Regions from separate parts of the Mus musculus genome. Here region 2 is linked to region 1. Evidence: chromatin loops called from intact Hi-C (ENCODE). Cell type or tissue: gastrocnemius. All regions are shown on one strand.

Region 1 (8,000 bases):
GTGACCCCTACTAAGTTTTACCACAGCTTATCTTCATTGTCAGTCAGAATAATAAACTGTGGTAAGTCACATGCCACGCATATACAAATGATAAAGAAGAGTAGAGTTTTTGATGAGTTCATTTCAACTGAAGTGAACATAAAACAGAAATTATCTGAGCCTTGAAATATGAAGAACTAGAAGGTGGAGCTTCTTATAAGATATGAGAGAGAAGTGGGGTCTTGGAAGAAAAAAATCAAGTGGCTATCCCACTCATTCCAGGTAAGCCACTTGAGAGAGAGAGAGAGAGAGAGAGAGAGAGAGAGAGAGAGAGAGAGAGAGAGAGAGAGAGAGAGAGAATATGAATATGGGAGATTTATTGAATCTAAGAAAATCAAATGAGAATTGCAAGAAGGTGATAAGGCAAAAATCCATGGAGAGGTGTAACCATACAAGTTCTAAGGATACATGTTTTCTAAAAGAAAACTTGAGACTCCTGTCTCTTGGATATTGTTGGATTCTCAAAAGCTATTCCTAGTGGGCCTTAGGTATGGGAGCATACCCAATAGCTTGAGCAGAGAATTAGAGAACCTCTTCTGCCCGAAAAAGTAAGGCTTATTGGAGTTTGATATTCAATGTGAACACCATTTCCTGAATAATTTCTATAATTACAATCAAAGCTTTCAGACCTGTAACCACCAGAGTCTTGGAGATGGCAATATTTATATCACATGGGCAACTCTTCAGGCTTCTCTGAAGTCATTCTACTTCCTCTGCTGCCAGTCCCATTTCTGTTTTATGACCCGATACTTTATCTTAATTAAAATATCATATAAATGGAATCATCATTCATTGTATGTCTCTTTGAATATGGCTCCTTTCATCGAGTCAAGGCATTTTTGATGCACCCATGCTACTACGCACATCAGTTACTCATTTTATTTTATTTGTGACTACTATTCCATTGTAAGGGAATCGGCCTGTTTGTTTATCCCTTCACCAGACAAGAGTGTTTGGGGTATTTCCAGTTTGGGGGCAAAAATAAATAAAGCTGAAATAAACGTTTCCACCCAGGTTTTTATGTGGACATGTATTTTTATTTCTCTTAGGTAAATACCTAGCAGGGGTATGGCAAGGCAAATGCTAAGTGGGTGTTTAGCATCTTAAGAAGTTGACGAATTTAATGCCAAAGTGGCACAGCTGCACTTCAATTCTCACTGCTCATTGCTTTCATGATGTGCTAAGGGATTTTTTAAAGGTCATAATGGCCGATCCTTCTACAGCTTCAAGTTTTACAATTTACCCAGTACTCAGTATCTATTATTTCATGTCATTCTGAAAGTATCCAGGTAGGTAAGATGCCAACTTTAGAGTTAAGGAGTCTGGATGAGGATCTTTTAAGCTCTTTTAGCATTTTTTTAAGCTCTTCCAGGCATCAGTTGTGTTATCTAAATAATGATACTCTTGAGGCCATAAGGAAGAATACAATGATTGAAAGTTTGAATTTTAATGTCAGTCTTGTGTTAGAATACGAAATAGCCACTTAATCTCTGTGACAGCAGGCAAGTATTTCCCCTCCCTGAACTTGATTAAATGGGTATATGCAGAGGACATAACAGACTGTTCCCTGCAGGGTGGGTGCATCATAAAACCTATATTTGTTGACATTGACAGTATCATTGCTGTGGAGAAAGTGTGCCTGAAAGCACTCTGCAAATTGCCAAGTATGGTGTGAAGTAAAGCATCTAGCAGATGTTAAAATTAGGAATCTTCATACAGAGGGATATTCGCAGCCATGCCATTACCCATGTATCTCAATTTTCAGTCTAGGGAGTTCATTTGGCTCATGATATGGCCTCTGGAAAGTCTTCTAGGGCCCTAAAATATTATTGAGGAAAACCGTTGTGCCGGCTGGTTTTGTGTGTCAACTTGACACAGGCTGGAGTTATCACAGAGAAAGGAGCTTCAGTTGGGGAAATGCCTCCAGGAGATCCAGCTGTAAGGCATTTTCTCAATTAGTAATCAAGGAGGGAGGTCCCCTTGTGGGTGGTGCCAACTCAGGGCTGGTAGTCTTGGGTTCTATAAGAGAGCAGGCTGAGCAAACCATTGGAAGCAGACAAGCCAGTAAAGAACATCCCTCCATGGCCTCTGCATCAGCGCCTGCTCCCTGATCTGCTTGAGTTCCAATCCTGACTTCTTTCAGTGATGAACAGCAATGTGGAAATGTAAGCTGAATAAACCCTTTCCTCCCCAACTGCTTCTTGCTCGTGATGTTTGTGCAGGAATAGAAACCCTGACTAAGATAACCATAGAGGTGGATCTGCATTAAAAGCTCTCCCTGCTCTTCCAAGGATCAAAGTTTGTTTCCCAGAACTCATGTCCCACAGCTATCTCTAATTTCACCTTGAGGGAATCTATGCCTTTGGCTTCCTTGGGCACTTGTACACATGTGCCCACACACATGTCTCTACACACAATGCAAAACAATATGAATAAATCTTTAAAGTATTTTCCATGTAAATAGAACTTGCAGAGATGGGATTTTTATGAAACTGGATTTACACACACACACACACACACACACACACTACACACATGTTATGTACTTTTTACTAAAGTGGCTTTAATGTGTTTTGTTATCAGCTGCAGCTTGAATTTGTCTGGCTTCTTGTCACATAATTAATTGAAATAACGATGAGCTGTGATTCTGAATCATCTCTGACTTTTTCTATATTTCCATCTTCTTTCTTCCACAGAGAGAAGCTGGGCTTCCAGTTATGCCGGTCCACCAATCCAGTAAATCATCCACTGGTTTCTATAACACATAAATGTGTTTCAGTATGGTAGGCTTTAGTCTCTATTTATATACCCACTTATTTTTGAAAAGTAAAAAGATTATTTTCTGTTCTATTTCTTCTAGACTGATGTTAATTGTCCATAATACTATGCTCTGTATTTATTTATGTTAATTACAACTCCTACTTATAGCACTTGGAACACTGGGAAGAGGATGTGGAAAGACAGTAAGATCCAGAGGACCAGAGTTCTGCCATTACAGTGTGTCCTAGATTGCTGCCTAAATAAGACCTGAACAATGACCATTGTTAGATATGCTAACACAGAAAAAAGGGACAACCACATGCATGGAGTTCCTGCTGGAGAAAAAGAACTAATGGCAACTAATGACTGAAGAGAGAGAGAATTAGCCTTTTCCAGGGAGGAGTCTCTTAGTTGTATATGCAGCACAAAGTGGCTAGCCTTGGAATAATATAAACACAAACAAGAAAAACAGGCAGGCAGGGTACAGCTATATTTATACATTTATGCACATCCCTGTTTAGCAATAATAATCAAAGAAACAGAGGCCATCACCTTGATAGGGAGATGGGGCAGGGCATGAAAGGAGTTAAGGGAGGAAAAGGAGGGAGAAAAGAATATAATTCTATTTTAATTAAAAATATACTAAATAAGATGAAGAAATTATATATTTATATCAGTATTATTTTATTCATTTTAAATGAAGTTGGATTTTCTTCTTTCCATTATTCTGAGGTTGTCCTCATCATCTTTGTAATTTTATCTTCACATTTATAGATGCTTCGAACCCTCTAAATCCAAACTAAAAAATTATATATTATATTAATTCTTCATTTAGTTTACTTCAATTCATCTCTTCTTTCTTATGCCCAAAAAAACATGTTCAAGTGTATCTTATTTCCTTATTATCTTACCTTATCTAATAGCATGGCACATTGTTTTCCACTATTGTTTCACAAGACCCTCTACCTTGTTTTTGCAATGCGTTTTAGTCGTTCCATACTGTGAATATACAGAGAAAGAAGTTTCATTCAAATCCTTTGATTTTTCTGGGGCTTAGTGTAGAACTGTGTCCTGTAAGTATTGTTAGATGTTTGAATGAAGAAAATAGACAGTAATGATATTTAACTGAGTATATACTAATCAGTACTATACTGCACAATAGTGCCTGCTTACAGCCTTCAGGCTGAAGTTGGCACCCCTCTGTCTTGCATACAATCTCAGGTGCATTTTGCCCACACAAATCTTTTATAGATGCCACTCTGAATAAAGGAACCCCTAATCTAACATACCTCTGTGAACCCGTGAGAATTCTAAATTTCATTTTAGTTGTCCAGCAGTTGATTTTATGCTTTGCCAATGTTTAAACACATAATTAAAGGCCTCTGATTTATCAAGATTCCTGTCATTAGCTTGTGTCACAATACTCTGAAAAGACCATTTCTATGATAGCATTTGATACAATTTTAGACTATATTGCAACCATGAGCATACTTTCAGTCAGTCTGAGAGTTTGAGTTCCGGAGTCCTGGGATTCCTGCTTTCCTCCAGCTACAGGTTAAAGATGGTTTTGAATGAAGTTCTTCAATGTTCTGAATCTTGACTCATTTTACTTTTCTGACAAAGATTCGATGTGGGCTAACATCTCTTAGTCATACATTGTAAAAGAGCAATTTTTATTCTGTGTCAAATTCGTCACTGACAGGAAGGGGGCACCATTGAACAGCTTGTGGAGTTTCTCTATCTCGGTGTAGAAAGGGGCTGGATTATTCCAGCTGAAACTGGAATCCTCAAACTATTTGATACACCAAGGTCTTCATTTACTCTAAATTTGAAATTTGAACTGAGGATGAAGCTAAGAATCCTTCTTTGTATCTCTTTGTAAATCCATGCATAGTGCTAATTATTATTCTTATAAATCCCATATGAGATTCCGAAAGCTTAGAATGGTGGTAATGAAGAACAGTAATGGTTGATGACTACTTGTCTTCTTGAAGTTTATCAGTGTACAAACAAAATGAGTATGTGTATGTGCAGATAAGAGGGTGTGCATATTTGTGTGTGTGTGTGTGTGTGTGTGTGTGTAGGTGTTTGCATATGTATGTGCATGTATACACTGTAAGATCTGAGAGAAGTAAGGCTTTTCTTTAAATAAGCAATAGCAACACTGATACAGTTATTTTCTCTGTGTTTCCATCATTAGGTGTTTTGTACTAAGGCTGTGTTTGCATATCAGAAGACACTAGTGCCTCACAGCACCCATAGCTCAGGGAACATTAGTCCATGGACTTTGAGAGCTGAGTAACGTTAATGTCCAAGTGGATTTAGTGTAAGCCTTCCAAAGCTCTCTGACCCAACTTCCTCAGGTATGGAATTTGATCTCATTTTCCTGAACAGTCTGAGCCTAGTGCCACAATATAGAAAGGGAGTTTGTTATTGTCAGAGAGAATGTCAAGATACTCTGTAGTCCATTTATAGAAATAAGACTTGGGAGGTGTATAAATCTCTAGCCAAAATGAGAGAAGGGGGAGCCGTTTGCTTTTAACCACAGTTCACATGAGAATGGAATTTCCAAACAAACTTTTATCTCTCAAAACTCATTGTTGGTGATAGTTCTAAAAATGAATGGATAAGGCAGCTGGGGAATCTATCCCTTTAGATTCTTCAAAGTGTTTTCTCACCACTGCTTAAAGGGCATTTCCTAAGGAACCAGGAGGAGGCAGCTGTGTGTTATCCACTCAGAGTGTCACTCGGCTTTCTCTAGGGCTTCCCTATCAGTCTGCCTTTCTAAAAGCTCCAATTTTCTCCCTGTGACAATACACCACGGTCAGGGGCGGGGTGGGGGGGGCATGAAGGAAGCCTGAGGGGACAGATTTGATATATCTGTGGAGGAAAATCATCTTAATGTACTGTATAGAAAAACTTCCAAAAGCCAAAGAGAAATGCTTTTTCTCTCAGTGAACTTACCTTCTGGGTGATGCCATGAGCATTGGTACATATTTTGTCTTCTGCATAGTTATAATGAAGTGCCAGGAAGAAAATGTTCAGCATTACAGATCACATGGGCCAGCTTACAGGGCTATATGACTTTGAAAGTCTTTCTTCATCTGTCTCTTTTCTGTCTAGTCTCTTACTCTAGAAATTTATTTTTCCTAACCAATATGGTTTATGTTGCCACTTCTCATAATAAGAAATAGCATTAAAAATGTGTTTTGGATGTGATTTTTTTTCCTCTTCATGTATAAGTCCTTTTTTTTTTTTTTGGTGAGGTCAGAGATTTGTAACAAAATGTAAATGTATAGCTTACAAAGAACTGCTTATCTCTCACTTGATTGAATCTGCTTATCTTGAAATAGTTTTCAGCACTTTCAAGGAATTTGACTCGGTTTATTTTAGAATAACTTGTAGATTTTTTTCACACCCTGAAATGAATTATTTGTCTTCATTTTTCTTCCTATTTAAAACATTATACTAGCAGTCAAAGAAAGAATGTATATGAAAAAAGAAAGAACCAGATTCCTTTTGCTTTAATTTAGATATTGGCAGGCAAATATGATAGTTTTGAAATATTTATAAATATAAGATACGAATTTCCTTCAGGAATCTAAAAATCCTGGTTATTTTTACATACTAAGAAGACTTATGACTCAATAAACCGCATGCTGACACGTAACTAAATAAGTAAATAACTAGAGTGAAGGCCAACTGCTGTTTAACAGCTTCCCCTGTTAGGTATACACTTTCAAACAAGCATGAAATGTAGGTCTCTGGACATCACTTAAAAGAACCACAAATAAACAGTGTGTGATCCCATGCTCCCATTCCTCCTGGACAGCCAGTGAGCATGGCTTGGAGTTGGGGGAGTTGCTGTTCTTCTGCCCAGGGTGCTCTAAACACAAACATGTCTGTCCACAGGCTCAGGGTCATGCTGCTGTTGACAGATACAGGGAGCTCAAGAAAGTGAGGAGGCCAGAAGTCTGTGGCCCAGGGACCATTGCCTTACCTAACCTTTTATTTAGCAAGGAATCATTCTCCAGACTCTTATACTTCAACTTCAACAGTGTGACCAAGTTACCATAGGAGACTGGAGTCAAATTGGCCAATTGTTGGGAATAGCTCTTTTTTTTCTACCTATAAGATGTAAGTTAAGCTCTGGTTCCACTGTTTTGGATCAAACTAATGCTGAAATAATAGGACACTTGTCCAGAACATATTTCCTTTGTATTAAACAAACAGACAAACAAATGAATGAACAAAAGCTCTGAAAATAGGACATGGTCTTGACAAGAAGGGGATCTGTGGGAGGGGCAAGCATAAGAAGGGATAATAGGAATTATGTTAAAAAAATTTCAGGAAGCTAACTTGCACCTGAAAGAGCTTTACCATAATGACTAAACAGTCCCAAAAGTATGAAACTAAATAAAATACAGCAAAACACAGAAAAAGAATAATCAAGAAAACAGAAATGCTTTCTTTCTAAACATTATTCAGATTCTTTTTTTTTCAACATACAAGGAAATGGGCAGATGCCTGCATTCAGAATAAAGCTTGATGGGTAACCATGGACTACTGGTCTACCTTGATAGAATTAGCTGTGTTTCTTGAGCAAATCACCGTAAAAGTAAAAAACTTAAAAACAGTGCCATATATCTCCTGATATTGGATTGACAGAGTGTCACTTCTGCTACTGTGTACAGCAGGTCTATTAGGCAAAGTGAGGCACTGCTAAAAATCTACGATTCTTTCTGCTTCATCTTTTGCCCCAGACTCCTTCAGAGATAAAAATCCCAGGAAAGAAAGTCAAGAAAACCACTCTTGTAATATATAATGTTGCCAAGCCTCCACTTACTATTTTTATTGATCATCAATGGCTAATGTAAAACATCACCAAACTGAAAACTGGGTAGAAGAGACTGCACGTGGAAATCTGGAAAAGTATTCGCAGCTGAGTTTGTTACAGGAACAGTAGCACATGGCTACACTGCCAGAATTTTCTACAATGTTATTGTCCTTAAACACATTAAAAGAATTTCTGTGAAGAAAATATTTCCCGAGAACAGAATAGTGAGTATATAAGTGTCTCATAGGAGAGAAAATGACAATTTTCAAGTAGACGTGATCAAATGTTCTTTTTTTGAGAAATAGCCTCAATTCCACAGGGAAATTTTTTTAATGACTAGCCTGCCTTGTTGTTAAGAAAAAAA
Region 2 (8,000 bases), 210 kb before region 1:
CTCAAGATGCCTCTGTGACTTCGGCTCTCTCTGCTGTCCCTAACCCTCTAGAAGTGCCCAGGTGTCAAATCCTGCTAAAAACCTTTCAGAGTTGAAAGGTCAACTCATCGAAGCCTCTAAAATGGTTACAAAACAATGATTCTAATATGAAGTTTATCTTTGTTTAAAACACCACTGGAAAATGCAACCTTCAGTTTTCATTCATTTGCTTAATAAGTGGTAAAGAGGAACATCAGATCCTGTGTGTATTTATCTAATTTGAGTCGTCTCCTAAATATTTAATTCAGTATTAAATTGCTTTTAAAATAAAATTACTCGGTTTTTCCCCCTGAAACTAAATTGGTTTTGCCTCATAAACACTAAGAAAATGAGGGAAAATTTTAAAAATCATTTTAGTAGTAGCAATGACAAGCTACATGGGGCATTGACTGTAGGCTTATTTTGGCAACCATAATCCTACACATACTCGCTGAATAGCCCTGCATGGCAAACACAGTGTCAGGAATAATACAACAAGATGAAGGAGACTTGGTTCCTGTCCCTTGAAACAGTCTACAAAGGCTGCAGCTCAGGGGAGCTCTCTCTGCACCAGCGTCCTTTTTAGAGAACAAAAAGTTCTCCAGGAAACACTATACAGCGTCTTCCATCCTTGCATCTTCATAATTCACAGTAAAACCTTTTCAGCTGACTTAAGCCTGAAGAGGGGTGGGAGGGGGAAAAAAAGGAAGGAGAGAAAAGAAAAAGAAAAACAAGAACTAAATACATGTGACAATAAATCTGAGATCATAAACCGTGGGATTCCTTCATAATACCACACTCTTCAGAATCAGGCAGTATTTTTCATCTGACACGGATTTAAAGGTAGCTCAAAGAAAACATGGGATTAACTGTAAGTAGTGGGATAGGAACCACGAGCCAAGCTTGCAAATAAACACATCAGAGACTTGGTCTAAAAAAAGGCAGAACACAAATAACGTCCTCTTGATGTGCCTACAGTTTCGTTCAACTGTTCCCAGGTCATGAACTAATTTGCCAAAAAAGAGGTTAACTCCAGTGCAGCAGGCAGCATTTGAGGAAACAGGTTTTGTGCATACTGCCTGTGGAGTCAGGCCACTGGAAGCCCTGCCTATGTAATGGCTCTCAGATGAGCACTTTTAAACACTCTTTTGTGTATGTGAATGGATACAAGGGGCTTTAGGACACTGCAGACTAAGGTCCTTAACAAATGTGGGCTTGGCTTGTTCCCAAATGGATGTCTCCCGAATTAGCCTAAATAAATTGAGGGCTTGAATGACCTTGGGCAATGTACTCCGCCCCCCTCCCTTCAAGTGAGGTGTCCTTCGTATAAAACAAGGGATTGGGATGGGTTGATCTTTCAATTCTCTCCCAGGATCCAAAGGCCTGTCCCTAAAGATTCAACACAGGAAAGCTGACCTCTGCCCCTCGCAGCTTCCAGCTGAAGGAGAACAGAAAAGTAGCCAAAGCCCAGGGAGCGCAGCAGGAGGGTGATTTCCAGCTCCGCTAATCTTCCAGAACTCCAGGGCTCGGAGTCACTGGAGGGTGAACAGCAGCGTTATATCATTTCCAGGCAAGGCCCGTGGTTTCCCCATTTCATCATTTGCTGCCACTGATCTAGCTCTTCTAGCGTCCTGACTTCTAACATGCATAGTAAATGGGTTTTTTTCTTGGGGACTTGACGGCGCATGCACATTCCCAGGCTTTGCTTTCCACCATTGTCAGTGAATAGGTTTAGAATGACCAGCACCTAGCTGGGCTTAATGATCACCCAAGAAATCAAATGCAGCAGCAGCTTATGGGGACCACCCACTTAACTGCCCAAGAGCCTAGGTTGTCCTCACAACATGAGCACTAGGAACCAGAGACCCATGTGATTTTGCAGTGTAACAGAGGACACACAAAAGAAGCGGCTAGGCATTAGATCAAAAACCTAACACAAATAAAAGTGAATGAATACATGAACCAAACACATAGAACGGGGAGGTCGTTATCACTGAACTGCCAGCCACGGAACTTAGTGGTGGTGGTGGTGACCTTTTTCAACATGGAAGGAAAAGCTCGAGTCAGTGTGAGACACAACCTAAAATAGGCTCTAAATCTGGGTTTCCAGTTGGACACCAGAAGCAGTAGAATTCATGAACGGGGATGTCTCTTCTCTAGTGAACACAGCTGGACAGAGGGAGTCCCTAAGCCTCAAGTATATTTTAAGCTGCATCTCTCAAAATGTCAAAAGTGGGATTAAAGTGTAAATGATTGTCAATTCATTCCTTCTCTCCTGGTACTATGCTGTTACAGGCGGATTCTGGTTTATGGGGAGGGGAAAGGTGGGATGGTCTTCCAGTGTAACCGAATAGAGCACAGAGGGAATGAGGAGTCCCAGTGTGTCTTGGGGGAGGGGAGCAGTTCACAGGCTGCTACTTTTTTGTGACATAGCTTTTATGGGGGGAGAGCCAGAATATTAAGCTCATTGCTTCCAGATGGAAAGGTTGGACAAAACAGAGGTCTTGGCTCTGAAAGCCTGGACGCAGTGGTGCGATATGGACCTGACATATTGAAGTAATCGAGATAGAAGATCTGGCTTTAGCCAAGGCTGTCAGATAGATACTTTTTAAAACATTACATGGTTTGTAACAAGGTATTGTGTATCCTCCCAGCAACCCTGCCGCCTTAGTCTCTGGGAAGGAGGTGGGGGGAAAGTGTGCTTATTTTGCTTGAGTTACTAAAGCTCCTTTTATATAGGAGGAATTTGGCATCTCCTGGCTGGGAGCAACGGAGCCAGCAGTGTCCAGTGCACTTGCAATGTAGATCATGCTAAGTAAGTCCAGGTGTCTTCAGAAGAAGAGTGGTCCTAAGCACTCCCTTATTTGAGCCCCGAAGCAATCATGGCCCTGTGCCTCAAATGAGCCTCAAATCTGTTTAATAAATCATCTGTCTATTTATAGAGTTAATCCAGGAAGAAATGCTGTCTTGTGACGGCTAACGGAGCTGCGTCCACCAGAGGGCGCCCATGTCCGCCTCTTTCAGTGAGGTCCTTTCTTGGTCCTTCGCAAAACACTTTAAACCATTGTGGATGGAGATGGGTATGGGAAGAAGAACCCAAGCCTCCTTTTTTTGGGGGGAGGAACCGATCCCTCCAGTCATGTCCACTGTGGAAATGGAAATATGATCCCACTGTTTTTTGTTTGTTTGTTCTGTTTTTGTTTAAAAAAAAAAAAAAACAAAAAACCTCAATACATCCTGCATTGCACCTTCCATTGGCTAACTTCACACCTGAGACATGTTGGAACATCTCCACGGACCCCATGTCTGCTTCACATTTCAAAGACTGGGAACTGTTAAGCTTGTATTTTGATTAAAATTTCGTATTAGCTCCCCCCCCCCTTTGAGTGTAATTTTAGGATATTTAATTTCAACCAATCATCTGAGGGGAAGGGGGGAGGTATTTGATGGGAAACAGCACATGGGAAAGGCAGCCAAGTTAGGAAACAGAGCAGCTCAGGGCTGCAGAAATGTGACAACCGAAATCTCCTTTGTTCTCTCGGGCAGGGTCTGAAACCAAAGACCTCAAGGACAGGGGATGTAGCTTTGGCCCTTGGATCAAGCGGGCCAGTCCTCTCCTGAAGCCTCCTAGATAGCTTCAGTTCTCCCCAGAAGCCTTGTCACTAACTTCCTGGCCTTGCACAAGTTTCTGGGCTTCAGCTACCTGGTGGGGCTTAGGAGTACAATAACTAACTACCTGACATGTGCCCCTGCCTATGGCTGTTTCTTTAGAAATGCAGCAGTCCCCACAAAGCCAGTCGTTGAAGACTGGGGAAGACATTAATTATAACTCAGCCTCAAAGCAATTAGACTCGAGATAGAGGAGGTGGAAGTGGAAGAGGAACATACAGTAATTCTCAGCTTCCATCCCACTGCACTTGCTGTAGAGTAGAGGCCATGTATTCAAATGTTGATAGTTTAGGCAGGAATGAAAATGGATTGATGGAGTGTGTTTGGTCTAGACAAAGTATACATAAGCATGTATTGTTCATGGACTAACACAGTGGGATTGCTCAGAGATCATAGAGGTGGTGGGATCTATACCAGGCTGGAGGGCAGGTACTCTTATATTTCAAGGCATTGCCATAGAAATTCACTTTGAGGGGTGCTGGAAAGAGTGTTATCAGCAAAGAGATTGTCTCACCAGCGTGAGGAACTGAGTTGGGTCCCCTAACTCATCAGGCAGTCATGGTGGCATGAACACGTAAGCCCGTGTTTAGGGGATAGGGAAAGAAATGGATGGATTCTTGCACTCTTTGGCCAGCCTAGTCCACCTGATGAGTCGCTGGCCAATGAGAGATGTTCCCTTAAAAGGTAGATAGAGCCTGAAGTATAATGCCAAAGTTTGTCTCTGATACACACACACACCCCACTTGTATGAGTATCTGCTGTCTTTTGGGTTACAAATTTGTATCTTTCGATCTACTTTTTATGTTTTATTACTTAAAAGATACTGAAGACAGAGACAAGTATTTGCTAGGATATGAAATCTCAAATTTGCCCAAATAATCCTGATATTGATATCTTGTCATAGAGCCAAAGTATAATTCTACTTATCATTCTACCTGACCATCTTGGATGAAGTAAATTCTGTCACTCTAGTTCATCAGTTCTCAATGTGTGAGTCATGACCCCTTTGGAAGTTGAATGACTTTCACAGGGGGTCACCTAAGACCATCAGAAAAAGATAGAGATTTACATTATGATTTACAGCCGATAGCAAAATTGGTTATGAAGTAGCAACAAAAATAATATTATGGTTGAAGAATCACCAAAATCTGAAGACTGTATTAAAGGGTAACAGCATCATCAAAGTTGAGAACTGCTGGCCTCATTGATTGCCACACTCAGGGATGATCAGAGCGGGCTTCTCCACGAGGAGGGCATACCGATAAACTACTGGTCAGTTCTTATATCTTCCCCCCGCACATGTAAAATCATGAAGTGATGATGGAACCAGAGGGAAGGCTTGTCTGATCTCTAACTGACTCATGGGACAAGCTTGGTTTCTTAAGCTAAAACGTATGCATCCTCTTGACAAACAGCATCTGCTGACTCTCCCAACCATGTGTCACGTGGAAGTGCTATCTGAATTGCATTGTGCACTGCATGACAGAGTTCATGCTGTCCTCACAGCAGTTCATTATCCCCTCAAAAGCCTTGTGTTGCTAGCCTGGTAGCCTCTGTAGCTGAATAATGTTCCACCATTGAAACAAGGTTCATGATGTTTCTCGTATGGTAAAGGTTACAAAGTTCACATACACAGGTTGCCTCTGAGGTCCTGCCATGCTCTGCCCTGCTCTCAGAATGGTGTCATCCACTTCCTACTGTGATCTTCCTGAAAAGCATGATTACGTTCCCTTGAGTCCTTGCATAAAAAGCACAGAGACAATTGCTCGTTTTCAACTTGCCTACTTGGCACAGTTGCTGGGCCCACTTCACAATTGCTGGGCTCTGTATCTCCCACCTGCTCTAAACTTCAATAGCTAGTCCCATCTAGCCTCTGCCAAACATCCCTGAAACCCTGCCTGTAGCAATGGCCACAGTCCCAAGCTCCTCCAGAGACCTCACATGGCTGCTGCACTCTTCTCCCTCCAAAGCATGGCAAAAACTCTTCCTCTCTTTCCTTGCCTTTGCCTTTTCCTCCAGGGACCCAGAAGTCCTATCTGTACCTTCTGCCCAGCAATTGGCCCAGGCTTTCTTTACTGACAGAACAAGAACCAATTGGGGAACAGGACCTTAGCATTAAAAACTTCCCCCTACAGTTAAGTCCAGTCTTTGACTCTAAAATTCCCACTGGTGGGTCTCATTCTAAGTTTGATGCTACTTTTGTTCTATCAACTCTGAATCTTTGATCATTAATTGCAGATTCCCCCTATTCATGTTAACTGTGTAAGGTGATTGCATTTGGAAACCCATGGGTTCCAGTATGAAATGTTTCATAGATAGACAATGTGGAGAGGATGCTAAAGTTGGCTTCTCCAGCACCTACTGCACTTTATGTGGTGTCCTTGGTTAGTGTAGTCAGAACTCAGAGTCATTTTTCCAGTAAGAGGCATGGATTTGCACTGCCTCCTGAACAATGACTAACTCCTAAGCCTGAAATGTAAGTCTCTCTAGTTCTGGCAATAGCTATCTTGCTTCTTTCTCCCCATAACATTATGTTCACACCTGGCCTCAGACATGGTGCTGAGCCTCCTGAATGTACATGTCCCAGAGTTTCATATACAGTCCTGTGCATACCATTTCTTCTACTGGATTTTCTTGTTCTTGAATGTCTGCCTGCTAAAGATACTGGCAGAAAAAAATGCATATCCATCTCATTTCTACTCAGAGGCAGAAGTATTAGGATGGAGAATGAGAAAGAACAGAGGAACATTTCAAACTCCCCTCTCCTGCTTCCAGAGGTTGGAAGAGAGTGAGTTGAATTAGGGACCAAGCAGCCTGGATTCAGACCACCTTACCCTTCTCAATAGACTTCATGGAAAGACCTCCATGGCTCTGCCCCTTCTTTCTTTGTGGCCTGCTTTGCTATGCTTGTTGGAGATAGTTAGGAGACCCCACTCTCTAAGGATGTCCATTCACTGAGAAGGACTAACAGAAAACAAGTGATGGTCCCTGAATAAGCATTCCTGCTTGGTAGCTGCCCTTACCCCATCAGTGTTACCTCACTGTTGAGGTTACAAACGCAGGGGATATTATCTGGCCCTGCAGTAACAGCTAATGACCTCAGATCCTTCCATATGAACGGGTTTGTTCTGGATCCTTATGGGATGGTGAACATGGTGGCATACACCTTCAACCTCAGAACAAGGAAGGTACAGACAAGAAGAACTCATTACACAGCTGAGTACCAGGTCAGCTTCCCTCAGTTATGTAATGAGTTCAGCGGAACAAAGTTCTAATATTAAAAATGTTAGTTCTAACAGCATATACCCTGGAACAGCTTCAGTGGGGAAAACATAAAATAATTAGAAGAATTCTGTCAGTTATCTCAAAGGAATGTTGGATAGAGAAACACTGAAGGAACTGTCCAGATAGGAGGTTCTGTAGTCTTGAACTCCAGAATTTTCCAGCAATCAGAATAAAGTCAGGGAACCAACTGAGTAAAGAAGAGGAGGAGGAAGAAGAGGAGGAAGGGTAGGAGGACAGGAAGGTGAAGTTCCATACTTCCTCCTAAAATTCCCATCTTGGTCCTGTCTTGGACGTGATTCCCATGGGGTTGGGTGACTCTCTCTACTCTCCTTCTCCCTTGCTGGCAGCTACACAATCCATTATCTCCTGAACTTTCCTCGTATCCTTTGGAGATAAGTATTTCCTTATGGTGAGGAAATTTTATACCCATGGAGATAGAGGAGAGGATAGCCCTGAAAAGAGAGAGATTTTTTCCCCCTGTTCTCTGTTATACTCAACTCATAAAGCAGCAGGCAGAGGAAATGTCTATGGGTGTTTTTAATCTCGGGGGGCAGGGATAAGTATTAGAGGAAGGAAGTTCTAGGGTGGGTTTGATAAGACTTATAGAATATTTTTCCAGAAAAGTGGATAGCCAATCTCTGTTTTGTTTCTATGTTCCCATAGAGAAAGATAACATTTCTGAAATAATTTCAGGCAACTTGCATTTTGTATGCAAAGCAACTGAGGCTCAAAGAGGGACCCTTCTCAAAAGCTGGACAGAAAAGTGGCCAAACCATTGGACTTGCAAACTTTATATGCCCCAGTACAGGGGAACACCAGGGCCAAAAAGGGGGAGTGGGTGGGCAGGGGAGTGGGGGTGGGTGGATATGGGGGACTTTTGGTATAGCATTGGAAATGTAAATGAGCTAAATACCTAATAAAAAATGGAAAAAAAAAAAAAAGAAAAGTGGCCAAAGGCCAAGGATCAAGGGTGACCCTGATTTTCTTAAGGTCATAACCAAACCCTGGCCAGGCGCTGGATCTTTCTT

The links. A loop is a pair of places that touch in the nucleus more often than their neighbours do. Peaks named below come from ENCODE experiments on the same cell type or tissue, not always from the same donor. Only the 100,000 strongest peaks of a DNase experiment are listed, where the experiment ranks them.
Region 2: it touches region 1 in a loop (2.7-fold over the local background); 13 of 42 quality-filtered maps call a loop at or near these places.

The regions. Positions count from the first base shown.
Region 1 is chr12:10,220,545-10,228,544 of GRCm38, reverse strand. No RefSeq gene overlaps it. Among named protein-coding and RNA genes, the nearest start is that of Nt5c1b, 150 kb to the left of the region's middle. In gastrocnemius, CTCF peaks have their summits at 4,506 and 5,511; a DNase peak (open chromatin) is centred at 4,506.
Region 2 is chr12:10,433,207-10,441,206 of GRCm38, reverse strand. No RefSeq gene overlaps it. Among named protein-coding and RNA genes, the nearest start is that of Gm38407, 9.2 kb to the left of the region's middle. In gastrocnemius, a CTCF peak has its summit at 3,013 (motif pointing right); DNase peaks (open chromatin) are centred at 1,506, 2,548 and 3,017; H3K27ac peaks cover 943 bases.